Linked DNA regions of Homo sapiens: region 1 is linked to region 2. Evidence: chromatin loops called from intact Hi-C (ENCODE). Cell type or tissue: breast epithelium. All regions are shown on one strand. Links, peaks and the distances in the headings refer to the core of each region. The heading gives the core; the rest is flanking DNA.

Evidence for each region. A loop is a pair of places that touch in the nucleus more often than their neighbours do. Peaks named below come from ENCODE experiments on the same cell type or tissue, not always from the same donor. Only the 100,000 strongest peaks of a DNase experiment are listed, where the experiment ranks them.
Region 1: a loop joins it to region 2, with 4 times the contacts of the local background. A loop is called at or near these places in 6 of 110 quality-filtered maps.

The regions. Positions count from the first base shown.
Region 1 is chr7:44,237,889-44,243,260 of GRCh38, reverse strand. CAMK2B (calcium/calmodulin dependent protein kinase II beta) reads left to right here. Exons shown (of 24, transcript NM_001220.5): 8 at 1-11; 9 at 607-701; 10 at 921-1,043; 11 at 1,478-1,561; 12 at 2,512-2,554; 13 at 3,598-3,672. Among named protein-coding and RNA genes, the nearest start is that of YKT6, 40 kb to the right of the region's middle. RefSeq lists enhancers at 1,835-1,934, 1,955-2,024, 2,185-2,384. In breast epithelium, for the core only: CTCF peaks have their summits at 1,920 and 2,126 (motif pointing left); DNase peaks (open chromatin) are centred at 1,820 and 2,100; H3K4me3 peaks cover 550 bases; H3K27ac peaks cover 399 bases.
Region 2 is chr7:44,501,754-44,507,125 of GRCh38, reverse strand. It overlaps the pseudogene RNU6-1097P. Among named protein-coding and RNA genes, the nearest start is that of NUDCD3, 14 kb to the right of the region's middle. In breast epithelium, for the core only: no CTCF peak of the experiment used is centred there; no DNase peak of the experiment used is centred there.

The DNA of each region.
Region 1 (5,372 bases), core at 107-5,106, 260 kb after region 2:
CTGGGCATGTGGTGAGGCCTGGCCTGAGTTGGTGCGGGGCAGGGCCTCGGGTGTTTCAGGACTTCCCACCTACATCCTGGAGTGTGCAGTGGCCAGCACGTCTTGCTCTCATCTGGGTTTATCTGTGTCAGACCTGCCCTTGAGCTGCCCTGGCAGGGGTCTGCCCACACAGCCAAGAGCCCCCTTTCCACCCAGATTAGAATTGCTCACATGAACCTGGCGCACCCCAGTGCTCGCCTGCGCTCAGCAGAGGTCTGGTCCAGAAGTGTGGTGGGTGGATGGGAGTGGAGAAGAGAGGTCAGGGGCTGTTGGGCCATGGGCAGGGCCACCTCCTTGGGTAGGGGTCTCCTCCCACAGAGGTGGGGAGCAGCAGAGGGGCTTGACATCACCCTCATCCCTGTGATAGTGTGGGTGTGGGGCAGAGGTCAGGGGGCCGGCTGTGCCCTTCTACCCCAGTGTCTGCTGCACAGGTGGGGGCAAAGGAATGCTGAGGACCCCAATGCCCTCCCAGGGCCACAGGAGCTAGGCAGTGAGGGTGCAGGGCATGGGCTTCATGGACGGTGGCACCCTGCAAGTGGCTGCGGTGCTCACAGGCCCCATCCGCAGGGGTGATCCTGTACATCCTGCTCGTGGGCTACCCACCCTTCTGGGACGAGGACCAGCACAAGCTGTACCAGCAGATCAAGGCTGGTGCCTATGACGTGAGTGCACCAGCCCCTCTCTGATGAGCTCCCTTCCTCCAGGTGTGGCCGGGTGAGGGCAGCGTGGGAAGAGGCTAGGAGTGGGGTGAAGCCACCTGTGGCCAGGTCCTGGGTCCTGCTCTCCCAGATTCGTGGCTGGAGATGAAGCCCCTTGGAGAATTCTTGCCCCTGCCTGAGAGGGAGCTTCAGGCCCGGCCGGGGCGCTGTTTCCTTCTGCAGTTCCCGTCCCCTGAGTGGGACACCGTCACTCCTGAAGCCAAAAACCTCATCAACCAGATGCTGACCATCAACCCTGCCAAGCGCATCACAGCCCATGAGGCCCTGAAGCACCCGTGGGTCTGCGTGAGTCGCCCTTGGTGCCCATGGTGGGGAGGGGGCTCCTGGTGGAGATGGCCTCAGACCACTCCCCTGGCAAGGACCCCAAGAGGGTCCTGTTCCTGACATCCAAGAGCTCCCTTGGGTCCCCTGGGTGCTCCTTGTGGCCTCTGGCTTGGGACATACCAGCACGTTTGTGAGGCCTGGGGCTTGGAAGGCATTAGAGGGTAGAGGTGATCCCTTCCTCCCAACTGCAGTCCTGTCTGTGAGGGGCAGAGTGGACGAGGCAAGGGAGAGACGAGTCTTGAAGTCCCAGGCGGGTGGGGACAGACAACCCTTGCCGCAATGGTGGCCGGTGGCTCTTGGCAAGTGGGGACCCCAGGGTGCCACAAGCCTTGCCACCCTGGCCTCTCCCCTGTGCCTCGGGCTCGGCTGCCATATGACCACCCATTTCCCCACAGCAACGCTCCACGGTAGCATCCATGATGCACAGACAGGAGACTGTGGAGTGTCTGAAAAAGTTCAATGCCAGGAGAAAGCTCAAGGTGAGGCCCTGGCCCCTAGTCCCAGGCACGGCCATGCTTCTCTGTGTCCCTCTGGGCTGGAGCAGGGGGGCCTTGGGGGGTCTGGGCAGACCTAGGGGTTACTGCTGCCCCCAAGACTGACTGTTAGCAAGTCCCAGACTGGATGCATCAGGTGAACTCAGGCCAGCTTGGGAATGAGTCCAGAGGGGCCCTGGGCCAGGTGTGGCTCCTCCTAGTTGTCTGTGCCACCTCCTAGCAGCCCTTGGAGGAGCTGTCCTGAAGCGCTCGCTGTGGGCTCCTCACCCGGGCTCTGCAGGCAGCACTCACCCTCTGGCAGTCACACTGTTTAGTACAAGCAAGTCCGAAGCTTCCGGCTCAGACAGGTTTGGTAAGGAGAGCAGAGCCACACACACTGGTCTTGGGTGGGCTGGGGGAGTTCTGGGAGGGAGGTGGGTCCCAGTAGGGTATCCAACCTGCCTGCTTTGGTCAGGGCTGGCTCCGGTGACCGCACACTGGCAGTCCCTCTACTTGTGGGTTCCGGGATGGGGACTTGTTGCCTGACTGCCCTCTGCTGGTCTCTGAGCAGTTCTCCCCGGAAGCCCCAGGACTGTTGCCCTGTCTGAGCCTGTCAGGAAAAGAAGGGGCTGTCAGGGAGCTGGACCCCAGAGGAGCTGCCGTGGTGACCAGCTGTTCTGGTGACCCCTGAGGCTTGAGGGGTCTTGAAGCAGCTAGAAGCTGTAGTTGGTCAACAGGTTTAGGCCCAGGGTGTGTGTAGTTCTGGAAATAGGTGATCTGTCTCAGTGCGGCTGCTGGCTTCCTGGAGCTCTTGCCTCTCTGGAAGGCTGAGGTCATGTCAGCCTCATGACAATGAGGCTGAGCATCTGGGCAGGAGGACAGGGGTCTTATCCTGGCCAGAAGCCAGCAGGGAACACTGATGGGATAGCCCCGGTTTTATCTGTGTCTCTCCCCAGGGAGCCATCCTCACCACCATGCTGGCCACACGGAATTTCTCAGGTGAGCCTTTCTTCTCCAGGGAGACAGGCGCTGCCCCCTCCCTGCTGGCCCACGCAGGAGAGCGCCTCCTTCCTCACCAGCCTCTCCACTCCTCCTCTGCGGCAGGCCTGCCCTCGGCGTCTGCCCTCAGCTCTGAGACCCACTGCCCACCTGGCCCCGCTGGGCTCCCACCTTGGGTGATACCACAGGGTCCAGCCCCCCGAGGCCATCACCTTCGTGCTGGGTCTGTGTCCCTCCACCCCCTGAACACGAGCGTCTGTGCTGCCCCACTGGGGCTCACAGCATCGTGTGTGTCTGTCCAGGCGTTTGTCGGGCATCTATGTGGCCTCCTTGTCATTTTGAGTGCTCTGAACATTGTGTTTTGTGCGGGAGGTGGGCAGAAGGGATGCGGGGTGATGCGGGAGGCTCGGGGGCCTCCTTCCAAGTTCTGGATGAGCTGCAGCCTCCTGTCCCGGCTGCTCAGGGTGGGTGGTTGGGAAGCAAGTTCTCTTGGCAGGGGGGTGGGGTCTGTTATAGACCCCTGAGGCCCAGGGCGCTGGCAGACCCATCGGGCATGATGTTAGCCCCGGAGTGGAGCCGGCAGCCCAGGTCTGGACAAGCTGTACCTGTGGCTTCTCCGTCGTCCGACACTCCGTGTGCGAGCGTCTGTGATCCGTCTCTCTCGTTGTCCGTTTGCATCTGGTGCCCCCCACCCGCCATCCTGTTACTTTTGCTGTGATGCTGTAATGCCGGGAACGCGTGCACACGGTCACACCAACACTAATAGGACTGTCCTGTCTGCTGTGTGCTCACCACACCCTTTGGGCATGAGAAGCCCCCACTGGGGTTTTCTAAGGAGAAAGGAGGCAAATGCTTTTCCGTGTCAATCAGTCCAATCTTGTTTTCACTCTCTTGAGCAAAGGATTCTGGAACCATCTGTCACCTAAACTTTAACTCTAATCTTCTTCTGCTTCCTTTGTCTCTTTTCTTCCCTTACCTCGCCCACCCCTCGTCTGTGTCCGCCCACCCCTCCCTTCCCCTCGTCTCTAACCCGGTGCTAACAGTGGGCAGACAGACCACCGCTCCGGCCACAATGTCCACCGCGGCCTCCGGCACCACCATGGGGCTGGTGGAACAAGGTAGATGTGTCTCGACCAGCGTCCCGCCCGCTCCCGCCCGTCCCTCCTGCCAGCATGCAGCCCCCTGCTGCACGCAGCCGCTGGCCGGGCTCCAGAGCCGCCCCAGAGGCCGCCAGGCCCCCGGGAGCCCCTGCTCCCGTGTGGTCACATCCCAGCAGAGCCCACCACAAGGGCAGGGAGGCAGCCCCCAAGGCTCCTCGCCTGTAAGAGGAGGGGCTGGGCTAGGTGGCCCCTGGGCTACACCAAGCCCTTCTGGTCCTGGCCCCCGAGGTCTGGGGGTCCGGAGACCCCCATTAAGAATGGCCTGGGCCCACAGGGAGCCACTGGGCCTGCTGCTGGGGGGTCTGAATCCTGAAAGGAGAGCCTTGAGGAGCAGAGCCAGAGAGGCAGAGGCCCTTGGGGCAGACACACACCCTGCCCCTCTGGGGCCGCATGGAGACGGTGGTCTGTGCTGCTGAGTCCTACACATGCATGTCTGCCCTGAGCATCCCCCCAGGACAAGCCGCTCTGGAGTGGGTGAGGGTTTTATGCACCCTGAGGAGACTTTCAAGGCTTCCTCTTGGGTTGTTTCTGCAAAGTCCTCCTCCCCTGGCCTCAAACCCTGTGAGGGAAAAGGCCGGCACTGGCCACCTGCTCCTCTGGGCTGTGCGGGGCCAGAGCCAGAGGCCCAAGTTGGCTTCTGCCCACCTGCTGGCTTGTGACCATGGGCAGACCCCATGAGGGCTAGGCGACCCCAAGACCTCCTTGCAGCTCCAGCCTGAGCTGAAGGCTGGTGAGAGCTTAGGGCAGGCCAAGCTGACAACGCCTGGCCACAGAACACAGAGGGCTACAGGGGTGACCCCAGATCCTCCCTGGGCTGAGCTGCTGAGTTCCCTGTCGGTGCCTCCAACGTGGGCTGGGGACCCGGCAGAGGTTCCAGGGTGCTGGAGACTGCCTTCCCCAGGCCTCCTCATGACCCACAGGGTGAGCAGCCTGGCCTTCCCAGCCAGAGAACCCTCCTTCTGGGGAGGCCCAGGGCGTCCTCGGGGAGGGCAGTCTATTCTCCTCCCATGAGCCCAGTGGACGTGTCTAGCAGGCAGCACCCCGGGAGAGCCCTCCCACGTCTTCTCCATTTGACAGGCCTTTCCAGAGCGCAGGCGGGAGGGGGCTGTGATTAGAAAAGAGTGAGGCTAGTGGCTTCTGGGGAGGCACTGCTGCCCAGGGGACAGTGCTGAGAGACAGCTGCCTCTACGCTGCCCTGTGCCCGGGGCTCCCGCTGCAATGCCCGCCTGTCTGCAAGTGAACGTGGGGCGACGGTGCATGAGGCCCTGCATGTGTGGCTCCACCCTGGGCGCCGAGAGCAGCTCTGTCCTGGAGGGTGGTCAGTGCATGTGGACAGAGCCCAGCATGGCTGTCCTGGGTGACCAGCTAAGGGGACAAGGCAGAGGCAGGGCTGAGAGGACCACCCATCCTGCTAGGTCAGCCCAGCTCAGCCATATCACACGGCAGTGAGCATGGAGCTCAGTTCTCTGCCAATGGCAGCTGAGTCTAGTACCATCCAGTCAGAGTCTGGTACCAGCCCATGTGGCATAGCCCCCTCGGCCCGCAGAGAGACCCCGTCTGTCGAGTGTGCTTCAGTTTGGCCTCTGTGGTCTCTCCTGCATTGATCAGGTGTAAGGGCATAGGAGACCCAGTGTCCGGCCAGCTGCAGGGTGGCAGCA
Region 2 (5,372 bases), core at 160-5,159:
GCTCTCTCTCTTTGCCTGCTGCCATCCATGTAGGATGTGACTTGCTCTTCCTTGCCTTCCACCATGATTGTGAGGCTTCCCCAGCCACATGGAACTGTAACTCCAATTAAACCTCTTTCTCTTGTAAATTGCCCAGTCTAGGCTATGTCTTTATCAGCAGTGTGAAAACAGACTAATATACTTACCTTGGAAAGGCCTTGTGATCCATGGTGACATCTTGTCCCTAAGGAAAGCATCTTACCATGAGTTCCTCAAATTGTTGATGTACTGATTAATGTGTAACCCTCTGACACTGGGAAGAACACTGATTTATTTCTGAATCATAAAGTTTTATTGATTGTCTTGCATGTAGACATTTTAGCTTGTATGTTGCAATCTGTATCCAACAATTGTAACCTCTGTATTGTACCCTCAAATGAAAGAGGAAAAAACTCTTGTATGAGGAGTCCCCTCCCTTCTCCTAAACTTTCCTATAAAAGCCTTCTACCTTGTAACAGACTGGAACATTCCTAACATTGTTGGTGTGTTTCCTAAGCGGATTCTCACATTTGGCTTCAAATAAACCTTGATCAAATTAGTGCTGCCTCAACAGCCTTAATTTCAATCAATAGTACAAGCCTCTGTTTTTCTATTTAATCACTACTTTAAAGGTAACCTTTGGAAAATATTTAGGCTCTTTACAAATTTAATTAATTGAACATATTTTAACTGCATTTATAAAGGTAATAGTCTCCATTTTCTTCCTAAATACTCTGCATAAGAAACAAAATCTTCCCATATACTTAACTCTTTTAAACCTAATAAATTAAATTTATGGAATATCATTAATATAAAGTTTTTATAGATGTTGTAACACTGCACATAGATTTAGCAACATTTCAATTTACAATCTTAAGCTTATATGAAATACCATTTTAAATTGGAATTATACAATTCTTACACTAATAGACCAAATACTTTAAATGTTACAAGCATATAAAATACGAAATATACAAAAATTTCCCCCCATCACACAAATATTCTTACTAAGGTTTTGCTTCTTTGAAACCTTTCTATACACATTGTATTAGTCTGTTTTCATGCTGCTAATAAAGACATACCCCAGACTGGGTAATTTATAAAGGAAAGAGTTTTAATTGACTTATAGTTCAGCATGGCTGGGGAGGCCTCAGGAAACTTACAATCATGGCAGAGGGGGAAGCAAACATGCCCTTCTTCATATGGCACCAGTGGAGAGAAGAATCAGTGCCCAGTGAAAGGGGAAGCCCCTTATAAAACCAGCAGATCTCGTGAGAACTAAATCACTACCACAAGAACAGGATGGGGGAAACCGCTCTCATGATTCAACGATCTCCACCTGGTCCCTCCCACAACACATGGGGATTATGCAAACTGCAAGTCAAGATGAGATTTGGGTGGGGACACAGTCAAAACCTATCAACCTAACATCCTTTTCCTCTCCCCTTCCTTCCTTCCTCCCTTCCTTCCTTCCTTCCTTCCTTCCTTCCTTCTTTCCTTCCCTCCCTCCCTCCCTCCCCCTCTCTCTCTTTTTTTCTTTTTCTTTTCTTTCTTTCTCTCTCTCTCTCTCCCTCCCTCCCTCCCAGGCTGGAATGCAGTGGTGCGATCTCGGCTCACTGCAACCTCTGCCTCCCAGGGTTAAGCTATCCTCCCACCTCAGCCTCCTGAGTAACTGGTGGGACTACAGGCGTGTGACACCACACCCAGCTGATGTTTTTGTATTTTTAGTGGAGATGGGGTTTCAGTATGTTGTCCAGGCTGTCCATACCCATTTTTAAGTGAGTTATAAATGGGGTTCAAAGGTCATACTCCCCTTGAGGAAGACAATCATCATCTCAGATAACCAAGGTTGCCTATGCAGTAAGGAAGAAGTAAGTCATCATTCCGGGTAACTAAATTTACCTAAGACCAAAGACATCAGCTGAGAGTGAGACCTGGAGTCTCAGGCATCGGGAGTAGTTATCTCACTGCTAACTAAGTTTACATGGTGAGTCAAAAGACCCAGAATACCCAACACAATATTGAAGGAAAACAAAGTCAGAGGACTAACACTATCTGACTTCTAGACTTACTATAAAGTTATAGTAATGAAGACAGTGAAAGAACTGGTAAAGAACAGATAAATAAATCACTGTAACAGAATATAGAGTCTAGAAATAGACCCAAATAAATATAGTGAAGCAAAGGTAGACTTTTTTTTTTTTTTTTTTTTTTTGAGACAGAGTCTCTCTCTGTCACCCAGGCTGGAGTGCACTGGTATGATCTTGGTTCAATGGGACCTATACCTTTACCATGAGAATCACTGGGTTCAAGTGATTCTCATGCCTCAGTGTCCTGCATAGCTGGGACTAAAGGCCTGCAAACATGCCTGGCTAATTTTTGCATTTTTAGTAGAGATGGGGTTTCACCATGTTGGCTAGGCTGGTCTCAAAGTCCTGACCTCAGGTGATCCACCCGCCTTGGCTTCCCAAAGTGCTGGGATTACAGGTGTGAGCCACCATACCCAGCCAAAGGGCAGTCTTTCCAACAAATGATACAGATACAACTGGACATCTATGTGCAAAAACATAAATTTAGACACAGACTTTGCACCCTTCACAAAAACTAACTGAAAATGGATCATAGACCTCAATGTAAAATTCAAAACTATAAAACTCCTAAAAGACAACATAGGGTAAAACCTAGATGACCTTGGGTGTAGCGACCTTTTGATACAACACCAAAGACATAATCCATGAAATAAATAACTGATAAACTGTAATTAATAAATTTTTTTTAGCAGTAATAGAATGATGAGTGTTATTTCATTAAAATTTAAAACTTCTGCTCTGCAAAAGACAATGTCAAGAAGAAGAAGACAATGGCCAAGTGCGGTGGCTTATGCCTTTAATCCTAGCACTTTGGAAGGCCAAGGCGGGTGGATCACTTGAGGCCAGGAGTTTGAGACCAGCCTGGCTAACATGGTGAAAACCTGTCTCTACTAAAAATAGAAAAATTAGCTGGGCGCAGTGGTGCACACCTGTAATCCCAGCTACTTGACAGGCTGATGCACAAGAATCGCTTGAACCCAGGAGGCAGAGGTTGCAGTGAGCTGAAATTGTGCCACTGTACTCCAGCTTGGGCAACAGAGCGAGACTCTGTCTCAAAAAATATATAAATAAATAAAATTTAAAAAGGATGAGAAGACAAGCCACTGCCTGGGAGAAGATATTAGCGAAAGACACATCTGTGCTGGCTTCAGCAGCACACATACTAAAATTACAATGGTACAGAGAAGATTACCATGGCCTGTGCACAAGGATGACATGCACATTTGTGAAGTGCTTCAGAATATAAAAAAGAAAAAGATCTATCCGATAAAGAACTTTTATTTAAAATCTAAATGGACTCTCCAATACAATAATAAGAAAACAAATAACTCAATTAAAAACTTAGCCTTACCAAAGAAGATGTACAGATGGCAAACAAGCATATGAAAAGATGCTACATGTCATATATCATCAGGGAAATGATAATTAAAACAACAATGTGATACTGCTACACATCTATTAGAATGTCCAAAATCTGGAACACTGACAACATCAAATGCTGGTAGGGATGTGGAGAAGCAGCAACTCTCCTTCATTACTGATAGGAATGCAAAATGGTACAGCCACTTTGGAAGACAGTTCTTCAGTTTCTTCTAAAACTAAATATATCTTACCATATGATCCAGCAATCACATTTCTTGGTATGTACCCAATGGAGTTGAAAACTTATGTCTACACAAAAACCAACACATGGGTGTTCATGGCAGCCTTATTCATAATTGTCAAAACTTGGAAGTAACCAAGATGTCCTTCAGTAGGTGAATGGGTTAATCCCCACAATGGAATATTATTCAGCATTAAAAACAAATGAGCTATCAAGCTAAGCTATGAAAAGACATGGAGGGGCCGGGCACGGTGGCTCAAGTCTGAAATCCCAGCACTTTGGGAGGCCGAGGTGGGCAGATCACAAGGTCAGGAGTTTGAGACCAGCCCGGCCAATATGGTGAAACCCTGTCTCTACTAAAAATACAAAAATTCGCCGGGTGTGGTGGCAGGCGCCTATAGTCCCAGCTACTCAGATGGCTGAGGTAGGAGAGGAGATTCACTTGAATCTGGGAGGCAGAGGTTGCAGTGAGCCGAGATCACACCATTGCACTCCAGCCTGGGCAACAAGAGCGAAACTCCATCTCAAAAAAAAAAAAAAAAAAAAAGAAAAAGAAAAAGAAAGAAAAGAAAAGAAGTGGAGGAACTTCAAATGTATACTACTAAGTGGAAAAAGCAAATCTAAAAAGTCTACATCTGTCTGATTCCAACTATATGACATTCTGTAAAAGGCAAAGCTATAAACACAATAAAATGATCGGTAGTTTCTAGGGTTTGGGGTTAGGGGAGTTGAATGGGCAGAGCACAAAAGATTTTTAGGCCAGGGAAACCACTCTATATGATATTATAATCATGGATGCATGTCATTATACATTTGTCCAAATCCATAGAATGTACAACACCAGAGTGAGCCCTAATGTAAACTAAGGATTCTGGGTGATATTGTAACAAATGCACCATTAATTGTAACAAATGTATCATTTTGTACCTTCTGATGGGGAATGTTGAGAATGAGAGAGGCTATGCATGTGTGGAGGCAGGAGTGGGTATATGGGATATCTCTGTATCTTCCTCTCAATTTTGCTGTGAACCTATAACTACCTAAAAAAGTCTTTTAGAAAGCCCAGTAGTTTTTTGCTTCTCTTTATGGGTTGGTTTCCTTCTCTCAAGTGAAAAATGGGCTTCCTCCATGTAGCAGATGATATGGCTTCTCTCATCCCAGAGAAGAGAGTTCTTTCTTGTCAATTACAGCCAGAAAAATCTCCAAGAAGGATTTAGATGGTCCTAGTTTGCTCCCTCCCATCCCTCTTCCTTTGGATCTCAGATCAGAAGTGACTTCTACTGGGATGCTGCCCTGTTACCCCAGTCTTGGTCGGGTCCCTGTTATGTGCTCCCACTATACCATATCCTTCTCCTTCCTAGTCTTCATCACAGTTTGAAGATGAAAATTCATTGGTGGGGTTACATGGCTCCCCCATGTCTGATTCCTCCTCTAAACTGTAAGCTATAGGGGGCAATGACTTTATTTTTTTGCTTACCATTGTGTTTCTAGCACCTAGCATCTGGCACATAGGCACACAATAAATATCCATTAAATAAATGACTGAAATAAACAGAGGGCTCTTTTGCTCTGATTACTCTGAAGAGCAATTATTACATAGCAGTGACAGCTTAGTGTATTCTCAGAAAATATTCTTTTGTTTTAAAACCACTTATTTTTCT